Linked DNA regions of Homo sapiens: regions 1 and 2 are each linked to region 3. Evidence: chromatin contacts called from ENCODE Hi-C or POLR2A ChIA-PET data. All regions are on one chromosome and are shown on one strand. Each heading gives the region's core, a stretch centred on a gene start or an enhancer-like site at or near the end of the contact. The rest is flanking DNA. Distances are from core to core; before and after follow the strand shown.

Evidence for each region. Hi-C counts contacts between places; a loop is a spot of excess contacts on that map. ChIA-PET counts read pairs that join two places held with the same protein, here RNA polymerase II (POLR2A). Pooled maps may share reads with other maps.
Region 1: a loop to region 3 is called in a map of naive thymus-derived CD4-positive, alpha-beta T cell, with 31 times the contacts of the local background. The contact joins the promoter of PGD here to the promoter of TARDBP in region 3. A Hi-C loop is called at or near these places in 1 of 168 maps with a recorded cell type or tissue (naive thymus-derived CD4-positive, alpha-beta T cell), 2 of 37 single-sample maps with no recorded cell type and 10 of 50 pooled maps. POLR2A ChIA-PET finds 5 or more read pairs at or near these places in 2 of 52 experiments (H1 and activated CD4-positive, alpha-beta memory T cell).
Region 2: a loop to region 3 is called in a map of Right ventricle myocardium inferior, with 6 times the contacts of the local background. The contact joins the enhancer-like site here to the promoter of TARDBP in region 3. A Hi-C loop is called at or near these places in 5 of 168 maps with a recorded cell type or tissue (IMR-90, MCF 10A, Right ventricle myocardium inferior and 2 more), 11 of 37 single-sample maps with no recorded cell type and 15 of 50 pooled maps. POLR2A ChIA-PET finds 5 or more read pairs at or near these places in 6 of 52 experiments (CD4-positive, alpha-beta T cell, CD8-positive, alpha-beta T cell, MCF 10A and 3 more).

The regions. Positions count from the first base shown.
Region 1 is chr1:10,397,669-10,401,508 of GRCh38, forward strand. PGD (phosphogluconate dehydrogenase) reads left to right here and starts at 1,396. Exons shown (of 13, transcript NM_002631.4): 1 at 1,396-1,457; 2 at 1,961-2,036; 3 at 2,725-2,904. The coding sequence starts at 1,450. RefSeq lists an enhancer at 784-1,093 and silencers at 1,574-1,893, 1,986-2,162.
Region 2 is chr1:10,494,568-10,498,770 of GRCh38, forward strand. It overlaps PEX14 (peroxisomal biogenesis factor 14), which reads left to right. Exons shown (of 9, transcript NM_004565.3): 2 at 707-754. Among named protein-coding and RNA genes, the nearest start is that of PEX14, 22 kb to the left of the region's middle. RefSeq lists a silencer at 105-399 and an enhancer at 862-921. Within about 2 kb of position 1,429, at least 20 of the 41 ENCODE cell types and tissues checked have a DNase peak (open chromatin) inside an H3K27ac peak, as active enhancers do; they include CD4-positive, alpha-beta T cell and CD8-positive, alpha-beta T cell, where a contact is called at or near this core.
Region 3 is chr1:11,010,125-11,014,175 of GRCh38, forward strand. It overlaps TARDBP (TAR DNA binding protein), which reads left to right and starts at 2,530. Exons shown (of 6, transcript NM_007375.4): 1 at 2,530-2,619; 2 at 3,592-3,841. The coding sequence starts at 3,604. RefSeq lists silencers at 1,963-2,192, 3,602-3,848 and enhancers at 2,233-2,562, 2,273-3,240.

The sequences.
Region 1 (3,840 bases), core at 146-2,645, 610 kb before region 3:
CCAGAACTTTGGGAGGCTGAGGTGGGTGGATCACTTGAGGTTAGGAGTTCGAGACCAGCCTGGCCAACATGGTGAAACCCTGTCTCTACTAAAAATAAAAACATTAGCTGGGCATGGTGGCACACACCTGTAGTCCCAGCTACTTGGGAGGCTGAGGCAGGAGAATCGCTTGAACCTGGGAGGTGGAGGTTGCAGTGAGCCCAGATCGCGCCACTGCCCTCCAGCCTGGAGACACAGCCAGACTCCATCTCAACAATGACATCAAAAAAAGGCCGGGCACGGTGGCTCACGCCGGTAATCTCAGCACTTTGGGAGGCCAAGGCGGGCGGATCACGAGGTCAGGAGTTTGAGACCAGCCTGGCCAAGATGGTGAAACCCCATCTCTACTAAAAATACAAAAATTAGCTGGGCGTGGTGGCGGGCGCCTGTAATCCCAGCTACTTGGGAGGCTGAGGCAGGAAAATTGCTTGAACCCGGGAGGCGGAAGGTGCAGTGAGCTGAGATCACACCACTGCATTCCAGCCCGGGCGACAGTGCGAGACTCCGTCTCAAAAAAAACAAAAAAAATCTAAAACTCAAACTTCTGAATAACAATTTCCTCCTAGCAAGAAGGGACTCAGTAAGATAAGAAGCGCTGCTTGGCTACTTTGCAAATGTCTGGCTTAAGATGGCTGGTTTTTTGTATCTGCCTCTGCATTTAACCTGGTCCATCTCGCGGGTCACATAGCCTCTACAAAATGAGAAGGGGTTCAATACCGTTAACTCCGGGCCTGGGTAAAAGACTCAAGTCCTGACCCCATCATACTCCAACCAATACATACCCCGCCTGCGCTGTCTGCGCCTGGGTCTCTTCAACCGCAGTGAGCGGTCGCACGGCTCCACATCAGGGTCGCCCTGAGGCTCAGCCTTCCCCGGCCCCATTCCGAGTGCGCACAGGACTGAACGAGCACGCCCGGTCCCTGCTCCGGAGCGGAGGACACGACGCGGACCCGCACGGTGCACCGCAGTGACCTGAGGAAGGAGCGACGGGCGCTCGCGCCAAAGGCGTCCGAGTGCCTGGTAAACTGTAAAGCGCGGTCCTGCGTGAGTTGCTATGGCTACAGCTGCGCCAGGCGGACGGCCTGCAGGACCGAGGTGCAGCTGGGACGAGCGGAAAGCTCTGCGCGTGGGCGGGGAGCCCGGAGCCTCGCCGGGGCAATGTCATCTAGGTGCTCGGCGCTCCACTGATCCGGCCCCCGGGGGTGGGCGGGCACGTTTGCCTCGGATGGTCTAACAGGCGTCGGGGAGAGCCAATGGTGTGGCTTCATGGCTCCACCCCCTTCCATTCGATTGGCCGGCGCCGAAAAGCCGGGCGTGAGCGGCCGCAGTTTCTGGAGGGAGCCGCTGCGGGTCTTTCCCTCACTCGTCCTCCGCGCGTCGCCGCTCTTCGGTTCTGCTCTGTCCGCCGCCATGGCCCAGTGAGTGACTCGCCAGGGGCAGCCCGGCTCGGCCTCAGCGGGCGGGGAACTCTTTGGGGGTCGAGATCTCCCTCGTTCTCTCCGACGCCTCCCACCCTGGGGGTCGCCTGAGCTCACTTGGGGCTCTGTGACCCTGGCCCTACGGCGTCTCGGGCCCAGAGCTCCTTCCCTGCGGGCCCGGCCCCCTGCCCTCTCGGCCGCGCAGGCATGGGGCGGGGCGGGTCCCTTCGAGGGCCAGGGAGGAGGCGCGGCCAGGCCTCGCCGAGTCTGCAGGGACACCTGCGGGACGCGTGCCAGCGGGAGCCGGGCGCGAGGGCGGGGCTGGGGGCCGCCTGCCCGGCCGAGGCTCTGCAGCGTGCGCGCCCGGCTTCTGGGGGCCCGCGGGAGGCGCGGAGGAAAGTGCAGACTCCCAGTCACGGCCAAATGTGGAAGGACCGGACCCCTGGGTTGCAGCGCGTCGAGCGGTGCTGACTCTTTCCTTTGTTCTGTTTCTGCCTCTCTAGAGCTGACATCGCGCTGATCGGATTGGCCGTCATGGGCCAGAACTTAATTCTGAACATGAATGACCACGGCTTTGTGGTAAGCGGCGTGGGCGCGTTGTCTTCTCTCTGGTTCCCGGGCGCTTTAGCCGAGGCCGGCGATAGGTTTGGGAGCTTACGGGTCTCCTGGCCGTGCTTTGCTAATGTGCTCTGTTGCTGCTCGTGGCATTTTTGTATGGAAAGGAGAAGCACCCTGTAGGCGTGGGCGGGCCGATCCCGAACTTAGTCCTGCGGAGTGTGCCTGTGGGTCCGTGAGGTTCACAGCCCGAATGAACGAATTAGTGTCTTAAGTAGAGAAGAAGGGTGCGGGAGGAGAACCCTTGCTGGCTGTGTAGAGCTCTAACTTGATTGCCTGATGAGATCTGGGGAGAGTGAAAATGTTTCTTCTAAATGTTAAAGTGGCTTAGACGCCAGGATGATCAATAACAACAGATAGAGCCTGTTGAACCGGCCAGTTCCTGGATTTGATTTTGAGTCCTAACACGTTGGGTGTGGATTCTACCTGACACACCGGGGGTAGTTGGCCTTCGCCTCGGTTGTCCGCCGTTTTCATCCTACTGAGGTGACATAACTTTACAGTGAGCCTCCCACAGCTGGGGGAAGAAAAGGCAAAGGCAGGTCTGACCTCCCCAGAACTTGGGTTGAATGGAAAGGTCATTGTTACTTTGGCCACAGTCTGAAAGTCTTGTGTGTCCTGGATCTCCTACTCAGGACTTTTGTCCTTCTAGGTCTGTGCTTTTAATAGGACTGTCTCCAAAGTTGATGATTTCTTGGCCAATGAGGCAAAGGGAACCAAAGTGGTGGGTGCCCAGTCCCTGAAAGAGATGGTCTCCAAGCTGAAGAAGCCCCGGCGGATCATCCTCCTGGTGAAGGCTGGGCAAGCTGTGGATGATTTCATCGAGAAATTGGTGAGGCCAGCTGTGCTCTCAGCTGCTACCACGATAGCAGCTGTTTTTGGTTTCTTCCTTTAGTTCTCCTTCTTTTAACTCTAGAGATTTTTTTTTTTCAATTTCTGCTAAGCTCTGACCAAATGATTGCTTAACTGTTGCAGTGTTGGTTAACTTGATAAGCGCTTATGAAGTAACTTTGTCCTTTGGTGGTAGTAATTCTGAGAATACTAACAGACATTTCAATAAACATTAAGGCGGGGCACAGTGGCTCAGGCCTGTAATCCCAGCACTTTTTGGGAGGCTGGTTCAGATGGATCGTTTGAGCCCAGGAGTTCGAGACCAGCCTGGGCAACATGGCGAAACCCTGTCTCTACATAAAATTAAAAAATTAGCTGGGTATGGTGGTGTAAGCTTATGGTCCCAGCTACAAGCTTATGGTCCCAGGTTCGAGACCAGCCTGGCCAACATGGTGAAACCCCGTCTCTACTAAAAATATAAAAATTAGCTGGGCTTTGTGGCTCATGCCTGTAATCCCAGTTACTCGGGAGGCTGAGGAATGAGAATCACTTGAACCTGGGAGGTGGAGGTTACAGTGACCTGAGATTGTGCCACTCCAGTTTGGCGACAGAGCGAGACTCCGTCTCAAAAAAAAAATGAAAATAAAATCAAGATCTCCTTAGGGAATCCTAGGGAACTGGATGCTTATTTTTGTACCAAACAATTTGTTGGCTTTAGCAGGTATATCTTTTTTGGAAGAAAAAAGTAGGGGAACCAGTGGAAATAATGTGTTTAGATACCCAAAATAATTCTATAGTAACAACTCTGAAAAAACCCAGGCACTCCCATTTAGAAGAAATGTTTTGCTGTAAGCAGTGCAGTGATAGCTCAGGGGAGGCTGAGCATTCCTTTCTAGAGGAGTCGTGTCAACAGTGGGGTTGTTTCCACAGGGAGAAG
Region 2 (4,203 bases), core at 179-2,678, 520 kb before region 3:
TGGCCCCAAGGAAGAGGAAACGGGCTAGAGCCAGGGCCTCGGCCACAGTGCTGCCTGCTCGCCTGGAGGTTGGTCTGCTTATATGCCAGCCTGTCACTAGCTTATTTCCAAGAAGGATTTAAGCCTGGGGCTTTCTTTACTATTGTGGGGTGGTGTCCTTAGTGGCAGGTGATGAATAGGAACCTGTGTAGTTTACTGGCTTCTGGGCTCCAGAAACTAGATGCCCAGAGAAAATCCTGAGCGTGGGCAGCTGGGGCCCCCTGGTGGTGGAATCTGGTTCTCCACTGCTGCGCGACTTTTCTTCCCAGTCCCCTGACGTTGGGGAGGTGGCAGAAAGAGGAGGTGTTGTGCTCTCTCTTCAGGCCTTTTCTCTGGACTCTACTCTTCCCGTGGATTTTGGGATGGTCCCCAGCCCTTGCTGCTCAGTAGGTGATCGTGGGCCTTCCTGAGCAGAACCAAGCCTTGTTCTTGGAGTGGTGTGACAAGTGAACCCAGAAACAGTCTTCATCTTCCCTGGTGAATTCAGACTCTTTGGGCTACTTTTTACAGGTAGTCCACTGCAAAATACTCTTGTGTCGTGAAAAACCAGTGAGAGATGTGAGAAAGAGGTGCCAGCGTGCATCGTTTGAGAACGGAACATCTTTGGTTTTTTGATGTCCATTGGGTGGCACTGTGATCTTATTTTTGTTTCCATTTTTCTCTGCAGCCAAGCTCTACTCCAGGAAGTGAAAATGTGCTGCCTCGAGAGCCGCTGGTAAGTACCCAAGATATGTGGTATCACTTTCTAGTAATTAAAATGCCACGCGAGTGAAAAGAAACCTTCTGTTCCTATGGTTCTGCGTCAGTAGTGTCCCTTTAAAAGTAGCTGTTACCTAGAGACTGCCTCTGTCAGTGACCTCTGACTTCTCTTCTCGCGTGTGGGGACGAGTGAGATCTCTCCTTAGTAAAGGCTGGTCCTTTCTAGGACTAAAAGCATCCACCCCAGATGGTCCTGCACCACTTTGTTTGTGGCTGATCAATAGTAATTAGTGAGATTCCTGCGCCCGTGGGAGGCTGAGGTGGAGTGAGGTGGCTGGGCTTCTAGATTGTTTGAAGTAGCCGCCCTCTGCTCTGCCCCTCAGGGTGCGAGCGCCTCAGTGGTCTTTAAAGAACAGGTAAGCGATGGAATTCTGGTTTTGCCTGGTCAGTAATTGTGTGATTGTCATTCCCAACGCTGTCTTCTTAGACTATGGATAGGGAAGAGGCCTATTAAGCACTGCAGGTAATTTTCTCTCCCAAGTGCTTTTCATTTGGTGGCCAGAGTCCCAGGCTGCCCACCCCATTTTCATTCTTTTTTGCTTTTCAGGGCCTGCTGTAAGTCCTCTTGGCTGGGTAGTAAGACTGGCTCTGTATAAACCAGATAAGTTTGATGGGAGAGCCAGCTCTAGGTTTAACTTTTCAGAGCTTTTTCTTCCTGCGTAGCGATAGCAGGCGTAGGGCTGTACTGCCAAGGCTTTGTTTCAGCAGGGCCTGTGGTTTCACCTGTTCTGCTTCACTCCCCTTCTGGCAGTCGCGGGAGGAGATGACGTGAGGGACTTAGCGGGTATGAACACGTCTGAATTCCAGTGTGTACGAAGGCTTTCCCAGGCTGAGGGCGAGTTGGATCCAGTTGAGCTGTCTGTAGAAAGGCCGAGGTGATACAAGCACTGCTGGGACTGTTTCAGGGGAGCAGTGTTGTCATTCATGTCACCTGCTGTTACGTCACCAGTTACGGGCTTATATCCCAGCACTCCCACGGTGGCCTCGTTTCACTCTTTTGGTATTGCCCAGTTCCTTCCTTGAGGTCATGGTGGTGGGAAAGCCCAGGAGGCCCCACCTTGCTAGTCTCTCCGGACGTCTGCCTGCTTCCCTGGGGCCTGCCTCAGTGCCCCTCAGGCCGAAGTTGTGGTTGTTTTAGACTGAAGTGCAGATTGAACACCATAGGCCGCTGCAGTCCTTTCCTTCCTCTCTCTTTTCAAATTTTGATGTACCCATTTAACTGGTCATCGGAGGAGTGGCCAGTCCATCTTTTGGGGCTTGATTCGACAAGCTCTTTGGGAGCCCTGAGCAGTTGGCCAGCTCACTGATTTCTGGTATTTGGAGCCCTGCAGACCCCTTGCTCTGCTAGTGTTTCTGTGCCCTGCTCTTCCTGCTGTACTGTGCATCTGCTTGTTGGTTGGTTGTATTTTTATTTCTTTCTTTTCTGGGAGGCCCTGAGCAGTCTTCAAACCCTAGTAGCCTGTGATCGTCCAGAGTTCAGACTCATTCTCTCCAGGCCAACTCCACAATTACCTTATATTTAATTAATATTTTTTCTCCTCTTTACGTACTTGCTGCATAATTGCTCAGAGGAAAGAAAACACATAGCGGCAATTTATATATATATATAAAATAATAATTAAAAAAACCCCCGAAATAAACTCCCATCTCATTTGGGCTGATCCTATGAGTTGGGTAATTAGGGCCCTATTAAAAGGTAGACCCTTTCTCCTTCCCCCACTTTTTTGTTTATTAAATTTTTTATATTAAACTCCCACAGTCTCTCAGTCATGCCCTTATTGCTTTTGGCCAAGCATTTGCAGCAGCCTGATTAAACGGGGGCACCAGCTGAGTCGCGTGGTCTTGTGTGAACTGCTTCTTCCTCCTGGGAGTGGTGTTGGGAGGGTGTCAGGCAGAGGAGCCCGCTGAGGACTCGTGTGGCAGGGCGGGGGCACAAGATGGGCAGCCCCCTTGCACAGAAAGCCCCACAGCTCAGTGTGGTGGTGTTGCGGTTTGTGAAAACACACAGCAGTCAGCCCTTCCACAGGGAGGGAGCTTTCTCAGGCCATGTGTATTTGCTGTCTCCTGCATGCTCAGCTTAGCTCAGCTCAGGCCTGAGGATGGGGAACAGACAATTGAGGAATAAAACTAAACCTTGTTCTTGAGTAATTCACGTGTTTTACTTTGGGAAGAAAAGGCATTTATACATATGAAATAAGAGCAAACTGCACACGACTGTATGTAATTTTAGCAAATAGCACAACATTGTGTATCATTTGGTGCAGAGCTGCCTGGTTGGGCGTAGAAGAGAGCCCCAAGTTATTCAGAGCAGGAAGAGCTCTGCGGAGGGCGAGGGCCACTTAGGGATGGCTTTTGGGAAACTTGAAGCCAGGCCTTGAGGAATGGGATATTTCAGTGTTGGGGGAACACACTGCTAAGTTGTTTTGTTTTTGTGTTTATTATTGTTAATTTTTTCATTTAAGCTTCGGGAAATACATATTCTTTTTGTTTTTAACTGAATGCATATTTTTCATACAATTCCTTAATGGAAGTTGCCTGGTCTCTACACTAAAGGCAAATAATCTTATTCTTTGTCCCAGACTAGATGATCACTTTGAAATAATTTTTCCCCTTATTAAAAAAGTAAGTTACTGGCCAGGTGCAGTGGCTCATGCCTATCATCCCAGCACTTTGGGAGGCCAAGGTCGGGGGATCACTTGAGGCCAGGAGTTTGAGACCAGCCTGCACAAAATAGAGAGACCCCATCTCTATTATAAATTTTAACATTAGCCGGGCTTGGTGCCTCATGCCTATACTCTCAGCTGCTCAGGAGGCAGAAGCCAGAGGATTGCTTGAGCTCAGGAGTTTGAGGCTGCAGTGAGCTATGATCAGGCCACTGCACTCCAGCCTGAGCAACAGAGCAAGGCCCTGTCTCTAAAACAAAACAAAACAAAACAAAACAAAACAAAACAAAAGAATGAAAATAAAAGTAAATTACGACAGAAGAAGTTCTATTTAGTAGTCAGTGCGGTGCAGGTGACATTGTGATGTAGTCAATATGTGCATGATTGTTTTGTTTTATTTGCTAGGCAAAGAAGACTTGATTTTCAGTTCTGTCCTCTCTGAATCATAAAAACTGTCTCGAGATTTTGTGGTGAGAAGTGTAATCTTGTAGTCTCTAAACGACACATTCGTGTTTGTAGCCAAATCCTGGCCTTGATTCTAGCAAAGTAGTGAGGCTGCGTGTTTCCTTTTCTTGCCCGTTCAATCCTGCCTCGATCCTGGCCTCCAAATCAAACCAACCCAGCAACATTGACCGTCTCAGAGGAGTATTGCTCTCTAATATCATGTCATTAGGGCTAGAGATTGGTGAACAGACCAGTCTTGAGAAATTCTGCAAACTCCAAGTTGAAATTCTCTGTTGTT
Region 3 (4,051 bases), core at 1,280-3,779:
TATGGGCTAGGTGACATCCTTGAGCAACTGTATGACCTCAGGCCTGTCATATGGTCTCTGAGCCTCAGGTTTTTCTTCTGTAAAATGGGAGTGATAAAACCGACTTCTCTGCTGGGTATGGTGGCTCACGCCTGTAATCCCAGCACTTTGGGAGGCTGAGGCAGATGGATCGCTTGAGCTCAGGAGTTGGAGGCCAGCTTGGGTAACATGTCAAGACCCTGTCTCTACAAAAAATATAAAAAATTGGCTGAGTGTGGTGGTGTGCACCTGTGGTCCAAGCTACTCCGGAGGCTAAGGTGAGAGGATCGTTTGACCCCTGGAGTTAGAGGTTGCAGTGAGCCGAGGTCACTGCACTGCACTCTAGCCTGGGTGACAGAGTGAGACCCCATCTTAAATAAATAAATAAAGTATTTTGTGTAAACACTTGTAACTGTATTTCATTGAGTGTGATACATGTATATACAAAGAAACATAAATAGTTGCCAGTTAAACTATGACACATCATCATCAACTGGAACTGGAACTGAAATCACATACTGACTTCAGCAATGTGAAACATTGGCCGGTCGCGGTGGCTCACGCCTGTAATCCCAGCACTTTGGGAGGCCGAGGCGGGCGGATCACGAGGTCAGGAGATTGAGACCATCCTGGCTAACACGGTGAAACCCCGTCTCTATTAAAAACACAAAAAAATTAGCCGGGCGTGGTGGCGGGCGCCTGTGGTCCCAGCTACTCAGTAGGCTGAGGCAGGAGAATAGAGTGAACCCGGGAGGCGGAGCGTGCAGTGAGCCGAGATAGCGCCACTGCAGTCCAGCCTGGGCAAAAGAGCGAGACTCCATCTCAAAAAAAAGAAAAAAGAAAAAAAAAAGAAATGTGAAACAAAGGCCGGGCGTGGTGGCACTTTGGGAGGCCGAGGTGGGCGGATCACCTGAGGTCAGGAGTTTGAGACCAGCCTGGCCAACAGGGGTTAAAAATACAAAAATTAGCCGGGCATGGTGGTGCATGCCTGTAGACCCAACTACTCAGGAGGCTGAGGCAGGAGAATTGCTTGAACCGGGGAGGCGGAGGTTGCAGTGAGCTGAGATTGTGCCACTGCACTCCACCTTAGGCAACAGAGGGAGTCTGAAAAAAAGGAAGAGAAAAGAAAGAGAGAGAGAGAGAAAGAGAGAGAGGTAGGGAGGAAGGAAGGTGGGAAGGGAGGGAAGGGGGGGAAAGGGAGGGAAGGGAGGAAAGGAAGGGAAGGAAAGGAAAGAAAGGAAAGAAAAGATAGAAAAGAAAGGTGGCTCGTGCCTGTAATCCCAGCACTTTGGGGAGCTGAGGCAGGCGGATCACTTGAGGCCATGAGTTCGAGATCAGCCTGGCCAACATGGCCAAACCCTGTCTCTACTAAAAATACAAAAATTAGCCGGGCATGGTGTCTTTGCACGCCTATAATCCCAGCTATCCCTTGAACCTAGGAGTTGGAAGTGGCAGTGAGCTGCAGATTGCGCCACTGCACTCCAGCCTGGGGGACAAGAGCGAGACTCCGTCTCAAAAAAAAAAAAAAAAAAAGTGAAACAAAAAGTGTGCCTTAAAATAGATGAAGTACTGTATTATTATTATTATTAAAGGGCTGGAGCCAGAACAAGTTAGCATTTTGTGCCTCGAGATTCAAATCCCAGGTCTACCATTTATTCCTTGGGTGACATTTTTTTGGGGGGAGGGGCTGGAGGACAGGGTCTCACTCTGTCGCCTAGACTGGAGTGAAGTGGCGCGATCTCGGCTCACCGCAACCTCCGCCTACCGCGTTCAAGCAATTCTCCTGCTTCAGGCTCCCGAGTAGATGGGACTACAGGCGCGCGCCACTACCGCCCGGCTAATCCTTGCGTCACTTTAAGCAAGACACTTGATCTCTCTGTGCCTCAGTTTCCTCACCCGCAGAATGAATATCAATAGCTCCTGCTACACAAAACTGTTTGGGCTATTAAATATGTGAATACTCAGAAAGTACCTGGCACAAAGTAGCCTTATCATTGCTATTATTTAGAACAAAGTTATTGTTTCCAGGTTTGGAGGTGGGCTGGCGGAGGGAGGAGAAGACGCACTAGGTTGCCTTTCAGAAAAGGGGTCCAGGCCTTATCCTGCCTCCCAGGTGGACTCGGCCCGGGATCCCGAGCCCCGCCCCCTCCAGGCCCCGCCCCGCCCCGCCCTCGCTGGCCGAGACTCTGTGCTACTCTCGCGCGCTTTGAAAGTGCGCGAGCTCCGACCGAGACCTGGGCCGGCGGTTGGTCGGCCGAAACCATCTGCTACGTTACGTGGGGGGAGGTCAGCTCCTATACAGCCACACTTTTTTCAATCTTCAGCTTTTCAGGCCTAGGTCCTGGTTTTATTTTAGCTTTCAGAGCTTCTCTGTAGGCTTGAATTTCCAGGAGGCAGCCCGAGTCCCTGGGGAGAGGGTCATCGTGGCTCTCGTCGGTGCCTTCCACCTCTGGACAGGCAACCGGTGGGAGAGGACGCCGGTGGGCGGGGGGAGGAGGCGGCCCTAGCGCCATTTTGTGGGAGCGAAGCGGTGGCTGGGCTGCGCTTGGGTCCGTCGCTGCTTCGGTGTCCCTGTCGGGCTTCCCAGCAGCGGCCTAGCGGGTGAGTCGCGGAGCCTTCTCACTGAGGACGCCGTAGGTGCCTCGGCTTCTGCATTGGGGCGGCCCGAGGCAGACGCAGCGGCTTCGGACCCTGCCCCGGGAAGTCAGCCGTGAGACCGGGCCTAGTCCTGCCCGAGCGGGCTCGCGCGGGAGCGTCGTTAGGTCCTGGCACGGGGAGGCCGGTGGCGCCGAAACGGGGGGCCGGGCCCGCGGTGCCGCGTAGCCTGAGGCGGAGGTTGGCCCCGGACCCGGACAGTGCCGGAGCCTTCGGTACTTTGTACTTCGAGGGACGCTGCCAGCTTGGGCCTGGTGCTCCTGCGCCCCACCCCGGGCCGCGCCGAGAAACTCCTCCCTCGGCTGGCACGCGCGGGCTTCTGGGAGGCGACGGCCGGCACCGCCAGGACCTGTCGCCGCGGGCCTTGGGGCTCGGGCTCGCAGAGCCCCCGGAAGCCCCAAAATGAGGAACAGAGGGAAACTTTTCTCCTGTTCTTTACACCTGGTTCACTGCCCATATTCAGTCTTCAGGTTCAGCTGATGGATCGCTTGCTTAGGAAAATCGACTGGGACCTATCACGCCCATGCCTCAGCCAGTTAGGCTCCTCCTCTGCCTTCAGGATTACTTAACGACTAACCCGATTGTCATAAAATAGCTACTGTTTATTGTTCCCTTGCATACCCTAGCTTGTAACCAGCAAGCCACGTTGGACTCACAGTTACAGTTTCAGTACCTGACGCATCATAAGCCTTCAGGGAAAGTTTTTTGAATGAATGAACTGGCGAGGCATCACATTTTGATAGGAAATCACTACCCTTACCTTCACCTCGTCATTTTTCAGGGATAACCAATGCATATACGAATCCAGACAAGCATTTTTCTGGAAGTCAGAACTCTGACATGGTTTGGGTATTATCATTATAAGGAAACAGTTATTCTGACATGAATGTTGTTCATTCATATCTCTTTTCTCTTTAGGAAAAGTAAAAGATGTCTGAATATATTCGGGTAACCGAAGATGAGAACGATGAGCCCATTGAAATACCATCGGAAGACGATGGGACGGTGCTGCTCTCCACGGTTACAGCCCAGTTTCCAGGGGCGTGTGGGCTTCGCTACAGGAATCCAGTGTCTCAGTGTATGAGAGGTGTCCGGCTGGTAGAAGGAATTCTGCATGCCCCAGATGCTGGCTGGGGAAATCTGGTGTATGTTGTCAACTATCCAAAAGGTTTGTTACCATTTGGTTTTTGTAATCATGCTGAAGTGTGTTCAGGTGTGTGTCTCATCCATGGATCTTAGCCTCTTTTGGTGGCAGAATGTCTCCTGAAACTTAAGTATTTCCTTGAACTTCAGTGTTAGACAAGTTTGGAAGACCACGAGTCTAAATTTATGGAAACTGGGGATTGTAGATCATTTTAAAAGAGAAAACAATGTATTT